3 separate regions of the Homo sapiens genome follow, and regions 1 and 2 are each linked to region 3. Evidence: chromatin contacts called from ENCODE Hi-C or POLR2A ChIA-PET data. All regions are on one chromosome and are shown on one strand. Each heading gives the region's core, a stretch centred on a gene start or an enhancer-like site at or near the end of the contact. The rest is flanking DNA. Distances are from core to core; before and after follow the strand shown. Region 1 has its middle 84 kb from the start of RTN4. Region 2 has its middle 73 kb from the start of CLHC1. Region 3 holds the start of ACYP2 (acylphosphatase 2).

Region 1 (3,375 bases), core at 382-2,881, 1.0 Mb after region 3:
CTGAGGTCAGGAGTTTGAGACCAGCCTGGCCAACAGGGCGAAACCCCGTCTCTACTAAAAATACAAAAATTAGCCGGGTGTGATGGCACACATCTGTAATCCCAGGTACTCTGGAGTCTGAGGCAGGAGAATTGCTTGAACTTAAGAGGCAGAGGTTGCAGTGAGCCAAGATGGTGCCACTGCACTCCAGCCTGGGCAACAGAGTGAGACTCTGTCTCAAAAAAAAAAAAACCTTTTAAATTAAAAGGCAAGAGTGATGGTTCATGCCTATAATCCTAGCACTTTGGGAGGCCAAGGGAGGCAGGCTGCTTGAGCCCAGGAGTTTGAGACCAGCCTGGGCAACATGGTATACCCCTGTCTCTACAAAAAATACAAAAATTAGCCGGGCATGATGGTGCATGTGCCTGCAATTCTAGCTACTTGAGAGGCTGACGAGGGAGAATCACCTGAGCATGGGAGGTGGAGGCTACAGTGAACCGAGGTCTTGCCACTGCACTCCAGCCTGGGCCACAGAGTGAGACCGTCTCTCAAAAAAAAAAAAAAAATTGAAAATTAAAAATAAATATACCGATCATTTTAGGAATTAGTTCTCACTCTCCAGTTTTGTTGTTGTTTTTTTTAATTATTATTATTTTTAAAAAACATGGCCGGGTGTGGTGGCTCACACCTGTAAATCCTGTACTTTGGGAGGCCGAGGCAGGTGGATCACTTGAAGCCAGGAGTTCAAGATCATCCTGACCAACATGATGAAACCGTGTCTCTACTAAAATACAAAAATTAGCCAGGTGTGCTGGTGGGTGCCTGTAATCCCAGCTACCTGGGAGGCTGAAGCAGGAGAATCACTTGAACCCAGGAAGCAGAGGTTCCAGTGAGCTGAGATCACGCCACAGCACTACAACCTGGGCAGCAGACTGAGACTCTGTCTCAAAAAACTAAAACTAAAAATAAAAAAATTTGTGGGTACATAGTAAGTATATTTATATATGGGGTTCATAAGATGTGTTGATACAGGCATGCAATGTGAAATAAGCACATCATGGAGAATGCGGTGTTGTCTTTTGCTTGTTTACTTTTTATTTTTCAGTTTATTTGTTCCCTCTCCCTGCCTTTTTTTTACTTGCAAAAGCAATAAATACTTGTAAAAATTGTCAGAAAGGTATAAATCTACTTCCCAATAATACGGGAGGACTGTGTCATGTGTATTTCTTGTAACCTCCTCCTTATGCAGGATACTGCCCACACCGGTATGTGTTCAGTTCAATTCCGTTAGAACTACTGTTCCTCACAAGGCTGTAAGGTACCCTTGAGGTGTCTAGTCCAATTCCTCCATTCTATGGAGGGAGAAACTGAGGCCCTGAGAAGAAGGGAAACTTAGTTAGGGACCCTGAGCTGGTTAAGTGACAGAACCATAAATAGCTCTCACCGTCCTTAACATAGCCCCTGCCAGATAACCCCTAAGGAGACCCAGCAGCCACACGGCTGATAAAGCCACTGCTTGTCAAGATGTCACAGGGTGAACCCCAAAATTGGGGTTCAGCCCAGGAAGTCATGTGGGTTCTTGGCTCCAAACAGGAAGAGCGAGCCAAGAGAGCAAAGTGAAAGCAAGTTTATTAAGTAAAGGAATGAAAGGGTGGAGAGTCCACAGGCAAAGCAACCCCAAAGGCTGCTGGTTGGCTATTTTGATGGTGATTTCTTAATCACATGCTAAACAAAGAGTGGATTTTCATGAGCTTTCTGGGAAAGGGGTGGGGAATTTCCACAACTGAGGGTTCCTCTCCCTTTCAGACCATATATGGTAACTTCCAGACGGTTGCCATGGCTTTTGTAAACTGTCATGTCGCTAGTGGGCATTTCCTTTAGTATGCTAATTTATTATAATTAGTGTATAACGAGCAGAGAGGACAACCAGAGATTGCTTTTGTGGTCACGTGGGTTTTGATTGATTTTCACTTGCCTCTTTACCGCATCCTGTTTTATCTGTGGGGTCTTTATGATTTGTATCTTGTGAACTCCTATCTCACTACCATCAGCATTCCCCTCTTCCCCCCACTCCTCCTGACCTCTTGACAGAAGCTGAGGAAATGGGAAAGCAGATCCTAGACTTGGAGAAGGTCTGTGTGGGGTCCAAGGCCACTCAGTAATAAGACTCCCCCAGGTCCAAAGTCCAGAGACAGCCCCCAGACTCACTCCATCTCTCAGAGGCTGATGCCCACCCAGCAGGCATTCACCTTAGCTCAGAGCAGCACCAATTTCCTGCATGCAGTCAATAAAGTGCAGTTTGCTTCCTGACATAAACAGCTGTTCTCAGAAAGCAAATATGCAAAGAGAATATTATTCTTCAAGTTTAAATGAGGAAGAAGAAAGGGTGGGTGAAGCGGGAGGTGGGAGCTTACACAGAGTTCTAGGTTTATAATCTAATTCTCCAGAGCCAGCCTCTGACCTGCAGCCCCCTGAGTGCCCAAGCTTTTTGGGCCCACCGAAAAGGGCTCTTGAGGCAACTCAAAACCGCTTCAGAAGTAAATGCGAGGAGTTACTTACTCAGGGTTTGCCCAGTCCTGAGGAGGAAACAATTCTGATCGGGGCTTCACTAGAGGGTCTAGATCTCTGCTGTCCAACATAGTAGCCACTTGTCACATGTGTCTGTTGAGCACTTGAAATGTGAGTCGGAAGTGAGCTGGGCTGTAAGTGTAAAATGCACATAGCACCAGGCATGGTGGCTCACACCTACAATTCCATTTGGGGAGGCCAAGGGGGAAGGATCACTTGAGGCCTAGAGTTCAAGATCAACCTGGGCAACATAGTGAGACTCCATTTCTATTAAAAAAATGTTTTTAATGCACATAAGATTTCAAAGATGGCACAAAAATAATAGTTTTAAAATCTCACTAGTAATTTTTATATTGATTATATGTTTGTTTTTTTGGTTTTTTTTTTTTTTTTTGAGATGGAGTCTTGCTCTGTCACCCAGGCTGGAGTGCAGTGGCTCAATCTTGACTCACGGCAACCTCCGCCTCCCAGGCTCAAGCAATTCTCAGGCCTCAGCCTCCTGAGTAGCTCGATTACACGTGCACACCACCATTCCTGGCCAATTTCTGTATTTTTAGTAGAGATGGGATTTCACCATGTTGGCCAGGCTGGTCTCAAACTCCTGGTCTCAAGTGATCTGCCCACCTCAGCCTCCCAAAGTGCTGGGATTACAGGCGTGAGCCACCATGCCCAGCCTCAATTATACGTTTAAAAGATAACATTTTCAATATATGGTGTTAAAACATTTAAATCATTCTGCTTCTTTTTTTACACTTTACTGAAGTATAATTGGCACACAATAAACTGCACAACTTGGTAAGTTTTGACATGTGTATATACAATACCATG
Region 2 (3,514 bases), core at 56-2,555, 1.0 Mb after region 3:
TTACTATGGCCTCTCCCTCTAATCACAAGCAAAGTGGGAAATGCAGAACATCAGGTAAATTCTGAACAGTAAAAACAAAATAAGATTAAGAAACAAAACAAAACCCACACCTCTCATAAACAAAAGAGTGGGAAATTCTGCTTCATTAGGTAAAATCCTATTTCAGATCAACTGATTGTGGAAAGAGAGAAAAACCCATTTGACAGAATGATGAATTAAAGCAGCCAAGCAAAACCCAAACAGCAAAGCAGGAAATTGCATGGTTATTCTTAAAATCAATGTGAAAGAGAGGCAGGGCTTGGGGAAGAGAGGCTGATCCAGTTGGAGCCGCAGAAAGGAAGCTCTATGTGAGGCTTGCCGGGGCTCACCTTTCCTGTTCCAGGCCCTGTGTGCATGTGTTATCTCTGAGCCACCACAAGCTTATCTCTTATTAGTTTGAGAAGTGTAAGGAGGGCACCTCACCCAGCACTGAATGCATACAAAGGCTACCTCTCTCGACCTACACTATAAACCTGTGAGTAGTCAGGACAAGGGCTGTTGCAGCCATTACACAGATGAGAAAACCAAGTCTCAGGAAGATTTGCTCCAGGCCCTGCAGACTGGCAATAACATTTGACTCTTCTATTGCCAAGCTTGGCGCTCCCAGCCTTGGGCTGCTGCAAGAAGGGAAGAAATCAGCAGGGTAGCCAGTGAAGCTCCTCAGGCTTCTTTCCTCTTTCAATCAGGGACTGCACAGACTTCTGTGCAACCACCACCCCTCTGTCACTCCAGTTAATCCCCAGGCTCAATGGCTATAAATTCCTTGGCTACAAACTGGCCCTACGACCACAGGTATCCAGTCAGTCACACTCTTTTTTATTTTTTTATTTTTTTTTGAGACGGAGTTTCACTCTTGTTGCCCAGGCTGGAGTGCAATGGCGCAATCTCGGCTCACCGCAACCTCTGCCTCCCAGGTTCAAGCGATTCTCCTGCTTCAGCCTCCTGAGTAGCTGGGATTACAGGTGCTTGCCACCACGCCCAGCTAATTTTTGTATTTTTAGTAGAGACAGGATTTCTCTGTGTTGGTCAGGCCAGTCTCGAACTCCCGACCTCAGGTGATCCACCCGCCTCGGCCTCCCAAAGTGCTGGGATTACAGGCGTGAGCCACCGCACCCAGCCAAGCCCCACTCTTTTTTGCCAAAGTTTCTTCTGGTAAAACATACCTATAAAGAGAGATTTATACTAAGGAGGCCCCCACCCAGCTCAGCTGAAGGAAGAGAATGGGTGGGTGCTGAGGCTTCCTATTTTGGGAAATCAGTCAGTTCTCTATGAGCAGAGCCTGGGCCTCTGGCCAACAAGTCCTTGGAGAGAGGGAGAGCAACAAGTCAGGGGCAGCTTTAGAGTACTCCAGGGAGAGGGCAGCCTCAGCCCCGTGAGCACATGCTAAAGTGACACCACTATGACCTTGCCCCCTCCACTTCCACTGGGCAGGGACCTGCTTCCCATGTGTGGCCCTGAGCCTACTGGGGAAGGGATTGAGGGTGTACTGCCCCTCCCCACAACAAGGTCGGAGGGAGAACAGGCCCAGATCTGTCCTCTGCTCCAATTTCCTCCTCAGAGAGGAAGAGGTGGCTCCGCACAGCAGCTGTGTGACCCTTGGCAGTTTCTCATCTGTAAAAAAGTGACAGCAACACCTGCTTCATAGAATATGGTGCTGACTCATTGAGATGATGTCTGTGAAACACCTAACATGCACTGGGTACTCAGCTAAGGGAGGGGGCATCCCTTCCTCCCAGCAGCAATTCATGAATTCTCAGGGAGCATCAGCCTCTCGTACATCTTGTTCTGCACCATCAATGACAACCTTCCCTAAACCCCAAATATAGCTCTCTCTATGCCAGCTGCATATGCCTATCTGCAGCTCCTCCAGTTCCATTCTGGCCATTGGTTCTGCTGTATATTTTATTATACAAAATATATATTATATACTTATATAGTATTTCCCACATACCCAGGACTCTTCTAAGACCTTTATGTCTGTTTCTTAAAAAGCACAACCCCTTTCTTTCTTATCTTTTTTTTTTTATGAAATAAAGTCTCACTGTCACTCAGGCTGGAGTGCAGTGGCGCAATCATAGCTCACTGCCATGTGAGAGTGAGCCTCAAACTCATGAGTTCAAGTACTCCTCCTGCCTCAGCCTCCTGAGTAGCTGGGACTGCAGGTGTGCATCACCACACCTGGCTAAGCCTGGCTAATTTTTTTTAATTTTTAGTAGAGGCAAGGTCTCACGATGTAGCCCAGGCTGGAACCCCTTTCACTTAATCATCAAATGCTCCCAACAGTATGGCTGAAGTGCTAATTTTGCAAAGAAAAACTTGGCCACTAATCCTTATTTTTATTTCCAAATACAGTATATTTCTTCTAACCAGGGTATTTTCAAACTCTTAAACACTGCAGGTTTCTGATGTAAATGCATGATCTTTCTTTAAGAACTTGCCTCGGCTCAGCCCCTTCCCACCATACATTCCAAAACTAAAGCAACTTTAAGAGCTGAAGCCAAGCTGCTGTGCCTAGCAAATCATCAGCATTGATGCCACTCTCAGACCTTTTCAAATGAGCCAGTAGGAAGAATGTCAGTGACAAGTTGGGAACCCCAGGAGACCTGGAAGGGACAGCCAAGGAAGAGAGAACCAGCACCTTCCAGAGAACAAATGTTTCAAGTTAAAAGGCCTGCCCAGGCCCTGGGCCAGTGCAGCATAATGCAGTGTGATTATGGGAGCAATCTAAAAATCAATACCGACTGGGCAGCCAACACAGCACCTATGGAAATAGCCAACCAATGGGTCCTCTCCTCCAAGAACCCGGCAGCCACCACCTCCTGCAGCACAAACAAGCAAACTTTCTAAACCCAAGTAGTATCCTGGATCTAAGAAACTGAAAAGACAAATTGCCAGAGCTCTGGGAGGGTCTTTATAAAGTCCTAAAGCACCTCTGCAAACAGAGGCTGAAATAAGATAAATCCCCTGAAGGGCTGTCAGTCATCATCATCATTCGGCCCCTCTTAAGTAATGATAGTGAGGAGGAGAAGGCTACTGTACCTTCCTCCTCATCCAGCATCAGCCCTGCTTAACCATTAGACATGGCTCCTACTCAACTACCTGGCCTGCCTGCAGATGAGGCAAATAAACAGACCAGATGTGTTTAAAGATGTTGCTGTGAGGATGACAAGAAGGCAGGATAAAAGGAGAGAGGTACAGAAGCACGAATTCCTAGCAGACAAGGCTCACTCTGAGGTATTTGAGACTCCACGGAGTCCTTGGCCTTCCTCTGGGAAAAATTAGGTGGTGGTGGGGCCCACAACAAGGACTTTGCTTCTGTCTCCCTCACCAGGTCGCAGGATCCTTGAGTTGGGGCATTTTTTAAAGTACCAAGGTACATCAAGTTCCCAAGACCCTGCCCTACATTTCTTTCCCTTTTCTGTTACAGTAAGGACACTATTTTATGCTTATTTAGTGATACTTTGCAAACAACTTT
Region 3 (3,197 bases), core at 384-2,883:
GACCTTCACTACATAAATTAACTGCACTAGCATTTCCAGAATATATTTTACTTTAAAAATGATTTAACCATATTCTAACCAAGTTTTGGATGATTTTTGGTGTTCTCTAATAGAATTGGCACAGTATATTGAATCAGATTGCAGTGGATTATTTTAACTGTGTGGCCAGATGCAGAGAAATATGCCAAGGTATTGAGGCCAACAAATAGAGAAATGCAAATTCTCACAAGTAAACAGATTTGGAATTCTAGAAGGTGGCAGATTATCAATAGCTGTATCCAGATCCTTTGGAGTGGTGGATGGTTTTATATTAAAACTTGGTAATAGCTCACCAGGAAATAAAATTCAGCCTTAACCTTCTAGGCAATTGGGATGTTGCTGAGAATAATCAAGACAATCAAAAAAAAAAAAAAAAAAAAAGGTCGGGTGTGGTGGCTCACACCTGTAATCCCAGCACTTTGGGAGGCCGAGGCAGGTGGATCACCTGAGGTCAGGAGTTTGAGACTAGCCTGGACAACATGGTGAAACCCCGTCTCCACTAAAAATACAAAAATTAGCTGGGTGAGGTGGCGCATGCCTGTAATCCCAGCTACTTGGAAGGCTGAGGCAGGACAATTTCTTGAACCTGGGAGGTGGAGGCTGCTGTGAGCTGAGATTGCACTACTGCACTCCAGTCTGGGAGACAAGAGCGAAACTCCGTCTCAAAACAACAGCAACAAACCCACACCAAAAAAACTGTATGAACAGCAGACAAGATGACTACAGTGTTTTTCTTTTGTCTGTTTCCACTAGCATAAAAGACTTCATATTTTTAAAAAGTTTCTTATCCCAGAAAATATCACAATCCGTTTAGAATACGAGTTCAGGCTCAATTCCTTCCTGACTGTACAGAAGAGCTCAAGATGTTGCAGACCTTATCTTAAAAGCTGGCTTGGTAGTCACCTAAACATTTCATAAATAATTTACTAACTCTCAAAACACTAAACACGCAGGCCCTTGATTTCAAAAGCCAATCTTGCTGGGATGGAGTGGGGTGGGGGACCTGGGATGGGGGATGAAAGGGGTTGGAAATGGGGAGATATTGGTCAAAGGGTACAAAGTTTCAGTTAGTGTGAATAATAAGTTCTGAAGATCTGTTGTCTAACATGGTGACTGCGATAAATGTATTGTGTCCTTAAAAATTGATGAGAGTAGATCTTAAATGTTCTCTTCATTAAAAAATGGTGCAATGGATACGTTAATTTCATTGATGTAATCATTTCACAATGCATACATATGTCAAAACATCACCTTGTACACCACAAATATACCCAACTTTTATTTGTCAATTACACTTTAATAAAGCTGGGGGAAGCCACTCTTTTTTTGGGCACAGCATCCGGCTTTTATTTACTAACTTTGAGAACAGAGTACCTTGATCAATTAAATGGTAGGGAGCGCTGTGGAGACAGCATCCTCCCCAGTCCGGGAAGAGAGGCCTAGGATGCCTGGGGCCCAGCGGCCTCTTCCCTCCTGGCGTCCCCGGCTGCCCTCGCTCCCAGGCCCCGCAGTCTCATTTGCCGCTTCCGACGCGTGACCCCGGCGCGCTAGCGTCCGGGACCGGTGACAGGCGCGGGGTGCGCCAAGCAGTCCCATGTGTCCCCTCCCTCTCGCAGCCGCCGCAGTCGCTGCGCCCCGAGCCCCTCTCCGGCTCCTCAACAGAGGGCTCGCCGCCGCCATGTCTACCGCCCAGTCACTCAAATCCGTGGACTACGAGGTGTTCGGAAGAGTGCAGGGTAGGAGGCCCCTCTACGGTGGGAGATCAAAAAGGTTATGGGAGGAAGGGGAGAAAGCTGTGAGAAGCGCCTCCCACCTAAAGTATGCCTTTTCCCGTTGTGGCTGGGACTTCCGCTCCGCCATGACACAGCAGCGGCGGCGGGGAGGGAGGCGAAACGCGCATGCGCCCGAGGACTTGGACGGGCGGAAGTACGGGAATGGGGAGGGAAGTGGGGGAGCGGGAGAGGAGGGGTCAGGGGACTGCTGAGGACCAGAAGTGGGCGGCTGCTGGGTGCGGGAGTAAGCGGCACGGGGGAATGTTGAAGTTGGGTAGGAAAAGAAGAGGGTCTTTTAACTAGTGGTCTCGTTGCTTGCCACTGAAGCTACCTGGGCTTGACTTGAGTTTTAGGAAGGACACTTAGATGGTTTAAGGTTAATTTTTCAGAGGTCAAACCTTTTTTTAGACCTCTTTGTAGCTCTTAAAAGAATGAAATTGTTATCTAATTTTTGTTTCATCCTAAGTTTAAGTAGTTGCCAAGTTTGTAATGTCTGGCTTGTTGAAAATATTGATATTTATAAATGAAAATATTAAGTCACTCTGAGATTTATGCAATGGAATATAAATAGGGTAGTGATTTAACATCCACCATCTTCATTTAAAATAAAACTCTTCAACAATGGGAAATTTTACTCATTTCTTTTCCTCTTTGAATTTGATTTTCATTTCACTTTTCCCACCGAATTACCCCATTGTTTTGCTTGAGGGTTTTTTTTTTTTTTTTGCTCACCCTATCATACTTTTCTGCAATATGTATATGTACATATATGCACATGTATGAATAAGTGTAATGCTTTTTCTTAATTTCCTTTGACAATAAGGCTCTCTTAGAAACAAATGCTGGTTCTTTGGTGCCAAAAAGAAGAACTAGCGCTCAAAGAATTTTCTCAGCAAGGCAATTTTACCTCTATAGAAGGGTGCGACTCGCGGATGAAGCAATGGCAACGGCACACCTGAACAGGGGAGGGGAAGGGGTTCTTATTCCTGATGCAGGTAGCCTCTACTGCTGTGTCTTTCCCCTACTGGCTAGGGTTGGACCGCACAGTCTAAGCTAATTCCGACTGGCTATTTTAAAGAGCAGGCGTACGAGCTCAAGTGGCGGGGTGAATAATTTGGCAGGAAGGGTGGTTACAGAACAGGTGACTCAGGATGATTCAGGTCAGAGCAGGTGACCAGGGGTGACTCAGGATGGAGCAGGTGACCAGAGGAATAGAGGTGAACTACTGATTAGAACTGGTGGAAAAGGTTGTTTACTGAAACTAGAGGCGAGGAGAACGAGGAAGCTAGACTTTAGAGCGCAAAGAACCGAGCATACTGACATACTGATTCTTTGAAGAGAAATTTAGAACTCATTGTATTCAACAGCTCCAAGTATTAAATTTTT

Evidence for each region. A loop is a pair of places that touch in the nucleus more often than their neighbours do. ChIA-PET counts read pairs that join two places held with the same protein, here RNA polymerase II (POLR2A). Pooled maps may share reads with other maps.
Region 1: a loop to region 3 is called in a map of naive thymus-derived CD4-positive, alpha-beta T cell, with 5 times the contacts of the local background. The contact joins the enhancer-like site here to the promoter of ACYP2 in region 3. A Hi-C loop is called at or near these places in 1 of 168 maps with a recorded cell type or tissue (naive thymus-derived CD4-positive, alpha-beta T cell) and 5 of 50 pooled maps. POLR2A ChIA-PET finds 5 or more read pairs at or near these places in 1 of 52 experiments (A673).
Region 2: a loop to region 3 is called in a map of ascending aorta, with 2.6 times the contacts of the local background. The contact joins the enhancer-like site here to the promoter of ACYP2 in region 3. A Hi-C loop is called at or near these places in 4 of 168 maps with a recorded cell type or tissue (CD4-positive, alpha-beta memory T cell, PC-9, ascending aorta and 1 more), 3 of 37 single-sample maps with no recorded cell type and 14 of 50 pooled maps. POLR2A ChIA-PET finds 5 or more read pairs at or near these places in 1 of 52 experiments (HEK293).

Annotation. Positions count from the first base shown.
Region 1 is chr2:55,132,285-55,135,659 of GRCh38, forward strand. It overlaps a transcript of RTN4 not described here. Among named protein-coding and RNA genes, the nearest start is that of RTN4, 84 kb to the left of the region's middle. RefSeq lists enhancers at 1,376-2,288, 1,590-1,779, 1,609-1,903. Within about 2 kb of position 1,632, at least 23 of the 41 ENCODE cell types and tissues checked have a DNase peak (open chromatin) inside an H3K27ac peak, as active enhancers do; they include A673, where a contact is called at or near this core.
Region 2 is chr2:55,157,831-55,161,344 of GRCh38, forward strand. No RefSeq gene overlaps it. Among named protein-coding and RNA genes, the nearest start is that of CLHC1, 73 kb to the right of the region's middle. RefSeq lists an enhancer at 1,487-1,556. Within about 2 kb of position 1,306, at least 18 of the 41 ENCODE cell types and tissues checked have a DNase peak (open chromatin) inside an H3K27ac peak, as active enhancers do; they include ascending aorta and heart left ventricle, where a contact is called at or near this core.
Region 3 is chr2:54,113,982-54,117,178 of GRCh38, forward strand. ACYP2 (acylphosphatase 2) reads left to right here and starts at 1,634. Exons shown (of 4, transcript NM_138448.4): 1 at 1,634-1,775. The coding sequence starts at 1,718. RefSeq lists silencers at 1,463-1,532, 2,023-2,082.